Linked DNA regions of Mus musculus: region 2 is linked to region 1. Evidence: chromatin contacts called from ENCODE Hi-C data. All regions are on one chromosome and are shown on one strand. The core of a region is the stretch at or near the end of the contact, and the rest is flanking DNA. Distances in the headings are between cores, read along the strand shown.

Evidence for each region. Hi-C counts contacts between places; a loop is a spot of excess contacts on that map.
Region 2: a map of T-helper 17 cell shows a loop between it and region 1 (4-fold over the local background). The contact joins the promoter of Vps13a here to the enhancer-like site in region 1. A Hi-C loop is called at or near these places in 3 of 37 maps with a recorded cell type or tissue (T-helper 17 cell, left cerebral cortex and v-Abl transformed pro-B cells).

The regions. Positions count from the first base shown.
Region 1 is chr19:16,370,509-16,377,139 of GRCm38, reverse strand. All of the region lies in intron 5 of Gnaq (guanine nucleotide binding protein, alpha q polypeptide), which reads right to left. Among named protein-coding and RNA genes, the nearest start is that of Mir496b, 59 kb to the right of the region's middle. Within about 2 kb of position 3,824, at least 1 of the 3 ENCODE cell types and tissues checked has a DNase peak (open chromatin) inside an H3K27ac peak, as active enhancers do.
Region 2 is chr19:16,778,194-16,785,131 of GRCm38, reverse strand. It overlaps Vps13a (vacuolar protein sorting 13A), which reads left to right and starts at 4,199. Exons shown (of 72, transcript NM_173028.4): 1 at 4,199-4,462. The coding sequence starts at 4,363.

The sequences.
Region 1 (6,631 bases), core at 2,575-5,074:
TGTGTGTTGGCATGCTATGGCACAGTATATGTATACAGGTCAGGACAACCTTCTCTTTACACTGTGAAGTAGAAAGGCTTGGTGGATTGTTTATCTTCTGAGCCATCTTGCCAGCCCCCCAATAAGTAGTTAAAATTAACTAATTAAAGATTTCCCCCTTTTTGTTTTGGAGAAAAGGGTCTCTCTATTATGTTGGCCTTGAAATATAAGTAGGCCAGGCTGGCCTTGAACTCTCAGATCTACCTGTCTCTACCTCCCTGTTGCTGGGATTAAAGGACTGCATACCATACCCAGCCAAATCTCACAATTTTAGATAAACATGGGTGAGTCGTTACTTCATGCGTAAGGAACAGTTTCAGCACATACATTTACTTATCTCTCACATAAAGGACACGCATGCCCTTAAATGCATTTTACTGTCTACATGCCTTTTACAGATCAACACAGCCAGTGGTAAACTCTACTTTGTTACTTTTTTGAGACAGTACTGCTGCTGTGAAGTACATGTTGGCTTCAAACTCAGAAGCTTCCTGCTCCAGCTTCCCGAGTGCTGGGATTATAAGCATGTGCTACTGTGCCTCGCTTACATTTTAACACCTGCAGTTTATAGTCTCTGAGTCACAGGACTTTACGGAAACTTAGGTTTTATGGATTGAAAATTTCAAGACTAGGGAAGACAGAAGACATCTAGGAGAGCCTAAAAAGTAGCAGGTGATCTTCCTGTGAGGGTTCCACAGGGACTGTAAACTACGATGAGGGAGCCCTTCTAGACAAGGCTGAGGGACTACATTTTAGGAAAGAGTCCGGCTATTAGTATGCTTTCCCTGTTATTATTAAATATAAAACAATCACTAGGTATTAGCCCACCCTTTTGGGCAGATTTCTGCAGGTCCACGAAGATGTACTATTTTACTGTGATGATAGAGACAAATAGATGATGATCCTATAAGAATTCCTAGAACTGTACTAGCAATTATTAAGCCCTTTACAACCAGACTGCTACTAGACTTCTCTGTGATAGGAATGCTTCGGTGAGAACTCTGCCAGTCTCCACGTGTTGCGAGTTAATTGTTTCTGAGATAGCAGGCAGGCAATCACAACTTAGAACACATTCCAAGAGGCTGTAAAACAATTAACCAAAGCTCATGAAGGGGACTAAGGATTTATTGTAGGTGCAAGCACAGAGATAAAATATTGACTGGATTTATCTACACAAAACTTCAATAATAACTTAGTCACAAAAATTATGATTTTTTAAAAAATTCTCCATGAACCTATGAACCTTGTGACAGATAATGAATGTCTAGTCTTTATGGGAGCAAATGTAAACATCTGTTATAAACTTCTCATTCAATTTATGTTTGAACTTTTAGTGGACTTTTGTAAAAAAGAAAAAGAAAAAAAAAGATGCTTGGAAAAACCATCTTTTTATGTACCTAGAAAAGGTACAAAAACTTAGGGACGATTACACTGCATGGCATTACAGCATCAGAGCAGGAGGAGAAAGCAAGATGAGAAAAAGGGCACCATATTGTTGCTCCTCCTATGGGACTGCAAACCCCTTCAGCTCCTTGGGTCCTTTCTCTGGCTCCTTCATTGGGAACCCTGTGCTTTGTCCAATGGATGGCTGTAAGCATCCATTTCTGTATTTGTCAGGCATTGGCAGAGTCTCTCAGGAGACAACTGTATCAGGCTCCTGTCAGCAAGCTCTTGTTTGTGTCCGCAATAGTGTCTGGGTTTGGTGATTCTCTATGGGATGGATTCCCAGGTGGGGCAGTCTCTGGATGGTCCATCCTTTCGTCTCTGCTCCGTACTTTGTCTCTGTAACTCCTTCCATGGGTATTTTGTTCCCTGAACTAACCAGTAGCCCCAGAACTCCCTGGGACTAAACCACCAACCAAAGAAAACACATGGTGGGACTCATTGCTCTAGCTGCATATGTAGCAGAGAATGGCCTAGTCGGTCACTAATGGGAGAGGCCCTTGGTCCTGTGAAGGCTCTATGCCTCAGTACAGGGGAAAGCTAGGGCCAGGAAGTGGGAGTGGGTGGGTTGGGAAGCAGGGGGTGGGAGGAGGGGATAGGGGGAAGGGGTTTTCAGAGGGGAAACTAGGAAAAGGGTTAACATTTGAAATGTAAATAAAGAAAATATATAATTAAAAAAAGAAAGAAATCTACAGAGCATAGTCTGACAGATTTTCCCCCCTTTTATTTCCATTAGAAGTAAGGGCTCCCAATGTCCCCAAGCAGGTCATTTCAGGGACCCAGTGCTGGGCTGGAGAGATTGCCCTAGCAACCCCCTGTAGGATTGGTGTGGGACTTGGGGCTCAGTTCACACTTGAATTTAACCATAGAGGCAGGAGGCACCTTGTGCTCCCTGTCCAGGGTCTAACTGCTTGCCTTGAAGGGATGCAAACCAGAAAAGACGCAGTTCAGGCTCGTCCCTAGCAGCCCATTCTGGAAAACTGGAAGGACAGAGTGAGTCTTTCTAACAAGTGGGCTTAACCCACACAAAGGGCTATATTCACCCATTAGACAGGGCTTCTCTAAAAAGCCACAGTGTAGCTTTTTAGAACTTTTCTAAGGTAATCTCTCACCTAGGGGCACTGCTCCTTCCTCAACCCACTGCACCCTCTTTGACCTTTCAGTGCTGGGGCCCACTTTTCTCCATGTTGGGGGCCTGCCTGGCCTGAAATGGTTTGAAGCTGCACACAGCATTGGATATAGAGGTAGCTTTAAAGACTGATGGTCTCTGGCCTTCTACCTCTCTGACTATACTGAATGCTTGTTGATAGCTTCTTTAAAATCCTAAAACCTTTCTTGCTTATTCTGAGGTTAAAAACTGCTGGCTTGGGAGATTCCACTGTAGCCTAATAGCAAGGGGCTAAGGAAAGGGTTAATCACTAGGGCTTTTTCCTCTCTTGCCCAGAAGCCTCGCCTCTCACTTGTCAGGCAGGACTGGAGGTTTAGAGCAATAAATTTTTATTGAACCAAGAGAAGAGAGTCAGGCTTGCAGGAGGAAAATCCTTTATACAAAAAATATGAATAAACTCACATATATTCATATATACACATTCATACTTATCTGTTGGGCCCAACAGTCTATCTAATCAATTTACATGCTTACACACATACATCCGTACTTACATATGCATATGAAGCAAAAGCCCAGGCGCCAGTGCAGAAAGCACTCAGTTATTCTGAATAAAAAGTAAGCATAGAGAAAAATGTCTGCCCTTTAATTGCTAAATGAATCAAACCCAAATCTGTAAGAAAAAAGCTTTGTCCTTTTTAGTAAGACTAAGCCTCCCTCGCCGTTAAGAAAAGACTGGTTCAGTTCCATGGTAAAGAGAAGCCTGCCTGCTCTTTCTGCTCGCTGCAGCATCTTCTCTGTTCCTCTTTCTCCATCCAATGTCCCAATGGATGGAGCAGTGTGTCCGAGGAAGCACACAGCTCTTCCTCTCTGTAGTTTGTAAGGACAGGAGGGTCAAGGAGAAATGCAGTGTGGACAATGAGGGAAGCACTGAGTGCCTGCTCACTCCTAAGACAAAGCAGGCTGGGCAGGGGCGGGGGTGGCACACAGTCTCACAGCCTCTTCTTAGGTTTTTAATAGAAACTGCCCAAGAGGATCAAAGAGGACCCAGTACAGGCTTCACTGTGGTGGACAATATTCTGCGCTAACTAGTTGCCATGGCCTCCACCTAGCCCCAAGGAGCCTTTCTATCACTTTCCCTTCAGCTAGTACTTCTGAACTCAGCTGTGTAGCTTTGAATGCTGGAACGGGGCACAAGAGACGGAAGCCACCTGCTAGGGTGGGGGTGTGCCTGCTCTTTCTTCCTTTCGGGGTCACAGAGAAAGGCCATGTGCTTGGCCACAGATGTCTAGACTCTATGAAGCCACCATGCAGACATGGAAAAAGGAAGTTCCCAGCCCACACTGTAGTAGTCAGCCACAGCTGTCTACTCCTAGTCCTGGCCCTGCCTGTCTGTCATTGCAGCAAGAGAGTGTGGCCAGAAATCTCATTCCTTGGTTGAGCCCTGCTTAAGGCCACAAGGATAGTTCTTACCCCTCATCACTGTAATGCTCTGTAATGTTTTCTCCTAATACATGACTGCTAGCCGCAGGCTAAATAAAGTACTAGTCCTAGCCTGACACTCACAGCTTGACACTGCCTGATTCACAGACCAACCTAATCCGAGCCTCTTCACAAATGTTCTCCTCCATATAGAGATCCCGTGTCACTGCCAGCTTACAGTGCACTCTGTTGACCCACTGACCCATAGGAGCTCCAACTTCTAATCCTTCAGGCCCAGGTTCCGTGGCTTTTCCCACACTTCTCTGGGCCTCTGGGTCTTCCACCTGTTTCCGGCTGGATCCACTGTGCTGGTAACAGCCCCTGCCTGGAACTGCAGGCAGCTATACCACTACAGGACTCACGGCTCACATGGATGAAGGAAGGATGTGATGGGAATCAGTCAGACCAGGATCAAGGGCGACTTTGGGTTGAAGCTTGACAGAATGAAAGGCTGTGAAGTGTGAATGTGAAGCAGAGGAAACACAAGCTCCAGAACCTGAAGGGGCCATGCTCCAAGTGCACCATTCCCCAGGGCTTCTGACTCCAAGAACCTGTGCACTAAAGAAGAAAAGCCTCTGTTTGGGTTACAGAGGCCATTTTCTCCTTATCTGCAGTGTATACTGGGGACAAGCATGGTGCAAACATGGTAGGCTCTATGAAGAACACACACATCTGTATGGCTCCAACACTAGGGGTCCTGTTGTAACTAACCACTCAGGTGCAATATCCAGGAACAGGCCAGGGCATGTTCACAGGGCCCTAGTCCCCTTGAAAGCCGGTTTTCCACAGGCTAGAGTCTGGTCCACGTCTGCATAAAAAGTTCCTGAAGGGCCTAACCCAACGGCATCTCACGTCTGTCCAGTGGAGCTCTGCTGCTCATGGGCAAAGGCTGCATTTTCCGATTCCTCGTCAACACGCTGGTGCTTCTCGCTGTCCAGGCAACAAAACTAAGCTTGGAACAACACTTTCAACAGCCTTTCCACCTCACTGCTCTGTCACCAATACACACACGCTCTTTCTCACAAACCAAACTACCAAACCAGACCAAGCTGACAACAGGATCCTTAACTCTTTCAGATGACACAATCTATAGGGAGGAAGCAGAGTCCTGGGTGCATGCTTGTTGCCATGGCGTGGCCAGGTCACCCCATGACTCATCCCCATGTGGTGGTGTTCAGAGGAATGACAGAGCCTTTCTTGTGTCTGAGGGAGAATATAGACAGCAGGGGGAGAAATTCTCCACTGCAGCTTTCTCCTCCTGGATGTTTGTGGCCTCAAGATTGCTCCTATGAAGAATAGCTTCCATGTTCAACTGCATGCAATAACCCTGCATCCTGTTCAGCTGTGTGTCATGAACAGCACTTCTGAGCACTGCAGCCTCCCCACCTGAGAGACCAGATGACCAGGTCCCGGGATCTTAGCTTTTCTGTGTTCCTTCAATCACTTGCTGCCCGAGTCAGGTCAAGGCTGGACTGTGGCATAAGTTACCTGCCTCCTTGATATTTTGCCAATTTTAGTAGCATGATAAATCATATAAATTCTTCTTTTTTTGGGGGGGGGTTGTCTTGGAACTCACTCTGTAGACCAGGCTGGCCTTGAACTCAGAAATCCGCCTGCCTCTGCTTCCCAGGTGCTAGGATTAAAGGCGAGCGCCACCACTGTCAGGCACTCATATAAATTCTCAAGTAGTGCTTGTTCCTACAAGATGCTGAAGAAACAAACGTGTAGAAAATCAGATCCCCTCCTGCCTGAGGGCTGCCGGTCATCTGTGAGTTGTTTACAGCTGGGGTCTGTTGTCAGAAGCAAGAGAAGCCGACAGGAAGCTTCTAGGCTATAGTGAGGCCTCCCAGTATCTGGAAACCATGGAGGGTAAGTGGTCCACAGTGTCACCTCCTGATGCCGGAAACACATGGATGTGAGGTTTCTAGTCCTTTCCATTAGAACACTCTAAACGAGGTCAGACAGACAAGCAGATGCACAGACAGAATGTACACAGGAGGATGCTCATGAAGCAGATTGCTCAGCAAAAGGCTAAAATAGTTTACAACACTTTAAAGAAGTCATTAACCCTGACCTTCAGAGGTTAGGGCATTCGCCAGCCACACACTCATTGTCTGCTTGGTCACAGGTGTCCTTCATGAACTGCCCATGACAGAAATACCACACAAGGTACCGTTTTTTAATCTGTACCATTCTATTTAGGAAACTGGAAAACAAGGTCATCAAAATAAGAGGATTTTATGCTTTGGAAATCCAAGACAACATCTTAAGCATCAGCCTTAACTTCTAACTGCTACCACAGACTTTGTTATTTCTTTTCATATTTCTTTTCATTTTCATATTTCTTTTAAAATACTTATATTAATTCTTTGAGAATTTCATACAATGTATTTTGATTATATCCACTCTCTATTCCTTCTTTAATTCCTTCCACATTCACCTGCATTTCTCTACGTGACCCCCTACAACCCTGCAGTATTTGTTTTTAATAATCCAGAAAGTCCAGTTTGTGCTGCCCATGTGCTCATGGGAGTGGCCATCTCTTCCAGTGGCAGTGGA
Region 2 (6,938 bases), core at 2,950-5,449, 410 kb before region 1:
AGAAACTTCGAGTTTTCTACAACATGCCACTAGATGGTGCTCTTCTAACTTCCTGGAGGGAAGAAGATCTGCAGCAGTTTGAATTGGTAACTGATGTCTAATTTAACATTTAATGAAACCAAATTAGTGTATCTGACTCAGAATCTCCTTAGATATAAAAAGGAGACTAGATAATTTGAGAATAGTATAAATAGTTAATTATGGTTCTCCTGAGCAGCAACAGCGTATTACTTTCAGGCAGAGATTCTGGAAATCTGTACGTGTTCCTTAGGAAGTACTTTTATGTCTTATCAACAATGAGGAGTTCTAGACATTTGTAGATATTGCTTAATAACTGATCTTTGAACTAAATCTTCCCATCAAAACACATTAACAGTATTCATTAGGTTCAAATATATCAATAGCACTGTTTATAATTATGAATTTATTTTTATGGCTGACATTGCACATGAATTCCGTATAAAGGACAAAAGCTACTTCCACGTGCTGTAGACTTTTCCCCCTTAAATTATCACCGAGGAAGGAACATGAACAGGGAAAGGAAATTGAGATTTCTGTCAATATTCAAAAGTGCAAGTCAGCAGAGAGTTCATTTCTGAAAGATCTCTCATCCGGATAAATTAATATTGACGCAGATGTGGAGGCTGGTTAGAGCGAATGAACAAGGTTAGTCAGGATCGATCGTGCGTTCAGTTCACAGTGGGCTACTGAACATTGTGCTCTTTGCTACCAGACAATCAGAATGAGTTTTGGTACTTCCGATGGATGGCTTATCTTCCTCACTCTTCATTGACCCACTTCAGTTGCCTTCACTTTTTTTTTTTTTTTTTGATAAATGTCTTGGCTTATAATTGCTAGTTTGCATGGACATTGTTTGCTTAGATTTTGCAGACATGATCTAACTTTTTCAGAGAGGCTATAGCATTTCACATTCTCATTTTTAGTATATGAATGACCCTGGTTCTCAATAGTTTCACCAGCATTTGGAGATCATAACTATTTTTAAAAGCTTTACTGCTGGGTTAAATAAGGGAAAAATTCACATGTATGACTGCAGCTCTGATTTCCTTTCCCCAGCTGTTAGTGCTGTTGAACAAGATTTATCTTTGCATTTATGTGTTGCTCAGATCAAGTTTTTAGGCAGACTTTTGAGCGTTCAAATCCAATTCCATATGAGTTGCCCAGTGAGGTTTGGACTGTGTCTGTGTATGTCTTCATCTTCAAAAAAAAAATGCATAGAAAATAGACACTGTCAAAAGCCTTATCATCTAGAGATAGCTGTGGTTAACATTTGGTGAATATATTCCCAGACTTTTGTATATTCTGTACAGTCAAAATTAGCTGACAATTCACAACAATTTAGTCCTTTCTCCCAAGATAAGAGCGATAACCTCTCATTTTATAAATCTTTGTTTTCATTTTAATTCCTGCATTGTTAACCTAGTGTATGCATGTATATGTTAATTTGCCTAGCTTCTCTACTAATGAATATTTAAGTTTGCTTCTTTAAGCAAAGGTTTAATAAATGTTCTTATAAGAATAGGTTTTAATTTTTAAAAATTCTTTTCTTAGCTTAAATCTCTGGAAGGATTGCTAAGGCAAAATTCATACACTTACATACATGTAAGTATGTATACACTAACATATGCACACACAGATGGATCAGCTTGTTGGAACTTACAGGCTGGCATTTACAAAGATTGTGTTTACTTATATTACCATCAATATTGGCTGTAAGATTCTTTAAGAATTTTCTCCTTTGCTTGTCCTTCCAACAAGCTTTGTTTTCTTTCATTTAAAAATAGAAGCAATAAGTCAAAACAAGTTATTATTATTATTATTATTGAGAAATATGTGAATATTCTCAAATATGATGAATCAGGAAGTCCAATTTCGTTTTTGACTTTGGAAAAATTCCTAATACCTCAGTGTCCCTGAGATCATGAAGTTGACTTAGAAACTCCATAAAGGCCCTTCAAAAGAAAAACTATGTGAAACTATGTCAAATAAGCCAGGTGTGGTGACAATAGCCTTTATTCCCAGCATTTGAGAGGTAGAGGCAGGAACATACATCTCCACGAGTTTGAGGTCAACTCCATGTACAGAGTTCAGGAAGATGTGTCTCAGAACAATCACACAACATGCAGCAAACATCCTCAGACCTTGCTGTGACTGTCCTCCTAGCCAGGTGTCCTCCATCTTGTTCAGCTGTAGCCCCTTGTAAAAGGCTTGTCTCAGCTGGTGGAGGAGCGTACCTTGCTGTACTATCACCTGTGGTATGTGACTGTGCTTGAATTGCACATGGCCTCAGGGAGGGACTAGAACGGTGGTTCTCAACTTTCTTATTGCTGAGACCCTTTAACACAGTTCCTCATGTAATGGTGACTCCTAACCATAAAGTTATTTTTGTTGCTACTTCACAACTCTAATCTTGCCACTGCTATGAATTGTAATACAAATATCTTTCTTTTTCCAATGGTCTTAGACGACCCCTGTGAAAGGCTTATTCAGGACCCTTGTGGATACCCACAGTTTGAGGACTGACAAACTGGGGTTGTGGATGGGGAAGACTAGAAGAGTGGGTTCTGTCTATGAAGCTACAATGGAGAAGCCTTCATCCCTGTTGGGTAAGTACTTCCCACACCCACACTCCCATAACGAAGTCCTCAGATATGCTCTTTAAGGAAGCCCAACAAACTCATTGGTTCTCCAACGTGAACTTTGATGGAATCATATCTGCGTTTGTCCTTGGGGACCATAGGAGAAGCAGTCCAGTGTTTTATATCTTCTCTGGGATCAAATTTTAGAATAGGCTCAAGAGACGACACTGCCTAATAGCATTTGCTTCAGAGGACCTGAACTCCGTTGCCAGCACCCACCCACATGGAGGCTCACAACCTCCTGTAACGCCAATAACCAGAGAGCTATTCCTGAGGGTACCAGGTACGGATGTAGAAAACACTTATACACACACACAAATGAAATTTAAAATTGTGCTAAATAAAAACTCATTAAAAAAAACCAACATGGATGAAGGTTTAGAATCTTGATAGAAAAATCCATGAAAACAGAAGGGGTCCTATTTGGGAAGAAGGAATCAGTCAATAGGACAAGAAAGAGTCATGGGTAATAAACGACCAAAATATACACATTTATCAAGATGTTATAATGAAACCCATTATTTTGTAAAATATATGCTAATATATTCTTTAAAAGCTTAAAAAAGTTTACACTATTTTTGCTCTTTTTTTTTTCTGAAATAAATTTGAGATACTTGATGACTATGCACAAAATACACTCAGTGCCAAATCAGGATGTGCCTTGCGAAGAGAAAGTTGAAAGTGTACTGCTGCCTCTGAAATCCTCAGAGGATTAATGTCGGTTCTGTAAGTTGCACCTCTGTCTTGTGACCTCAGGACTTTGGGACCAATTTTCTCTAAGTCCAAGCGTGGAGCGGAGACACTACTTATTTTAGCTTGGCCACTAAGGCTCAGAGGTGTCTTTCTTGGTTCTTGGCAGGCTCTCTGCTGTCTCCGGACTGACTCAAACGTGCTACTCTTTAACATGACTGGCGGCTTTCACATAAATGATTTGACCGGAAAAAGGTGCCAAGAGCAGTTGCACATTAAGAACTTGGAATTTATCTCCCAACTTTACTCTCCCTCGCCCCTCCTCAGCACAGATTAGTAGCTGAGGAAGTAAGGGAAGGCAACTGAAGGGCCAGTTCGCATCCTTGCCAGGAGAAGGGAGAACGTCAGGAAGTACCCAAGCACCAAGGCTGGCCGAACCTCACAACTGGTAATAATGGGGGAAAAGCGTCCTGGGAAACTGCCTCAGGAAACTTCCCGCAACCTCGCACCAAGCTGTACACTCTCCACTCTTTGGATCCCGCGATCTTAGTTTTCTCTTTCGGAAGCGGCGTTCCTGTCGGTTATCATCACGCCCCGCCTCCTAGAGAAAGTTCGCTGCGGGTAAAAAGGAGAATCATTCCGGGGCGGGGTCTCCAGCGCTCGACTGGTGTTCTGTTGCTAAGCGACGGATAGGAGGCGCGGCCGGCGGGAGAGGCCCGGCGGTCCGCTCGCGGGCAAGGGCGGGCCCGCGGCTGCGCAGCCGCCGTCCTTCACTCTCGCTCCCGGCCGCGCCTCCAGTTCCGCGTCGGTCACGCCCCCACGCGCAGCCCGAGCTGCGCACGCGTGGTGCGAGCGGCTACCTTCCTTCTGTGGGGCTCGCGGTCGGGTTGAGGGGACCCGGCAGCACCCGCACCGTAGCTGGAGCGGGCCGGGAGCCGGTAAGCCGAGCCGTCTCGAGGGAGGAGCAGCCCGGGTAGTGCCGCGGTGCCCTCCGCGGCAGAGAGGAAAAAAAATGGTATTCGAGTCGGTGGTCGTGGAAGTGTTGAACCGGTTCCTGGGAGACTATGTGGTGAACCTGGACGAGTCCCAGCTCTCCCTGGGCATTTGGAAAGGTAACGGGGTCGCCGCTCCAGGGTCGCGGGAGACGGCGGCGCGGTTTCTCGTGGCTTCGGTCCTTGGCCAGCCCGGCGCCGCCACCTGCAGCTGCCCGCCTCGCCCTTCAAGTTATGTAAAGCGGGGCGGCGGTTCCCGGGCGGGCGGGCGGGCGGCGCGAGCCGTGAGGTTGGGGGAGGCGCTGGCTGAAGCCTCGCGTCCCGGTGGGGCCGGGTGCTGGTGACCCTTGGCCTCCGCTGGGCAAGGGAGGCATCCCTGGCAGTTTGGCCCCGGGCTGTCAGGAAGGCTCCGGCGAGCCCACGGGGAGTCGCACGCCGACTTGCACGTGAAGACCAGGCGCCGTCCGCGAAGACACCCTTCGTCCCTTCCCTGCCCCACTTCACCGTGCTTTCTAGGCGAGTTCCGGTCCGGCCACTGAACTTGGACTTGGGTGTTGCTTAGCTGGGACAGGCAAATGACAGGGGGAATAAAAGGAAAGGAAAGCCCCTTTCAGAGTATCTCAGAGTTACTTAGGTTTTCAGGTCGCAGCCTGACCAGGTGGGAATGTGGGTGTTTGTAAGACCTGAGTTTTTTGTTTTTTTAAAGAACGAAAAGAAAATGCAGGAAAACAGACGGTCAAAATGTAATTTGGGCTTTCCGTTTCTCGGACCTGACGAAGACGTGATGAGCACTCCTCTCTGTTGCTTAGATGGGAAGGGCTGCATCTACCCCTTCACTGCAATGATTTACCTAATACAGTGTCTTATTTTTAGTGTTTCCATCTGTATTGCATTAGACTCTTGTTTATTTTAAGTAGCTATTAGCAAGTAGAGGCCTTTTTTGAAATGAACGTTCCAGGCCAAAGTTAGGGTTAATTATTTGTGTAAATAGTGTGTGCATTCTCTGATAATGTACTTACTTAAAACTTTCTAAAAGTTCTCGTTTATCTTGAGCCTTCTCATTTTTGAAATAATGAAAACAAGTAATTTAGTTTTATTAAACAAACAAGCCCTCAATGTAGCTAGGTACCTTCTTCCACGATAACGTGGGCAATTGATCTGTAAGAGCTAGCACAGCCTCTTTGAGATCAGGTACTTGCAAGTTGCTTAGTCTGCGCTGCTTCTCAGTTGCAGAGTGAGGATAACAAAACTCTGTAGCTCAGAAAAAAAGCCTGGAAGAATATCTGAGCTGGTACCTGGAGAGATGGCTCAGTGGTGAAAAGCGCTGGCTACCTTTCCAGATGACTTGGATCCAAGCCTGGTGTCCACATGACAGCTTACAATCATCTGTCCCAGGGCATCTGCCTTTCTCTTCTGGCTCTAGGGGCCACTGCACACAAGCGTGTAGTGCACAGACATACACACAGGCAAAACACTCATACATACAGATGAAAACAATAAAATGAACAAGAAAACGTTACTTGAACAGTGGTTTGATTTGTAGTGAAATGTTTTGTACATTTAAGGTGCAGGCTGTGTAAACTATAATTCACCAAATTTATGTATTTAAAGTTTACCTAGAATAAAGTTGAGTCTTGTGAATAGTTTTGTTTTAATAAACCTTAAGAATGTTTCAACTATCTCAATAATGATACAAAAAGATTATAAGCCTAGGAAATTCCCACTTCTTTTCTTTGTAATTGATTCTTCCTCGAGTGGCAGTTACTTATCTGTTCACAGTCTGCTGGTTTGCTTTTATTTTTAAGAGTGTTATAAACTGAATCCTTTGGCTTTGTAGCTTTTTTCTTTTTGAGATCCAGTTTCACTATGTAGCCCAGGCTGGCCTGGAACTTAGAATCTTCTTGCTTTGGTTCCTGAGTGCTGGGGTTAAAGGCCTGTGCCATCACACTCAGCTTCTGTGTAGCGGCTTGAGTCAGGCTTCTTAACAGAATGCAGAGAAGTCGTCCATGCGTCATTCACGTCCTGCATACATCACCTTGTCCTGCTCAGAAGCACGGGAATGGCAGGACAAGGTGATGTATGCAGGACGTTAGGGCTTGTTATAGACACAGGTTTGCCATCTTTGCAGTATTTCCTTTTTGGCAGTTAAAGGGCAAGGTGCATCAGGTGTTAGTGTGAACATAAATTATTTCTTTGGAGTAAATGCCTAGCAGTGGGATTGTGAGTGGTAAGTAAATATGTAACTTTATGAGAAGTGAAATGATAGGATTTGGTTAAAGTCTGATTGTGTCTCCTAAAAGTTCTATGTTGGAAGCTTAGCCCCTAGTCTGGCACTGATAAGAGGTGCTGGATCTTTTAGATGTAGGCCTAACAAGGCACAGTGGCCTCTCACCTTAGCTTTCAGTTTCTTTTTGTGAGCTTTCTCTCTGTCTCTGTGTGTGTATCTCTCTGTCTCTGTCTCTCTCTGTCTCTCTCTCGTGTGTGTGTGTGTGTGTGTGTGTGTGTGTGTGTGATCTTCACCATAGCTGCTGCTATGCTGTTTGAATTTTCAGCCTGCAAAACTGAGCCAAATGTATTACTTTGTCTATAAGAACCA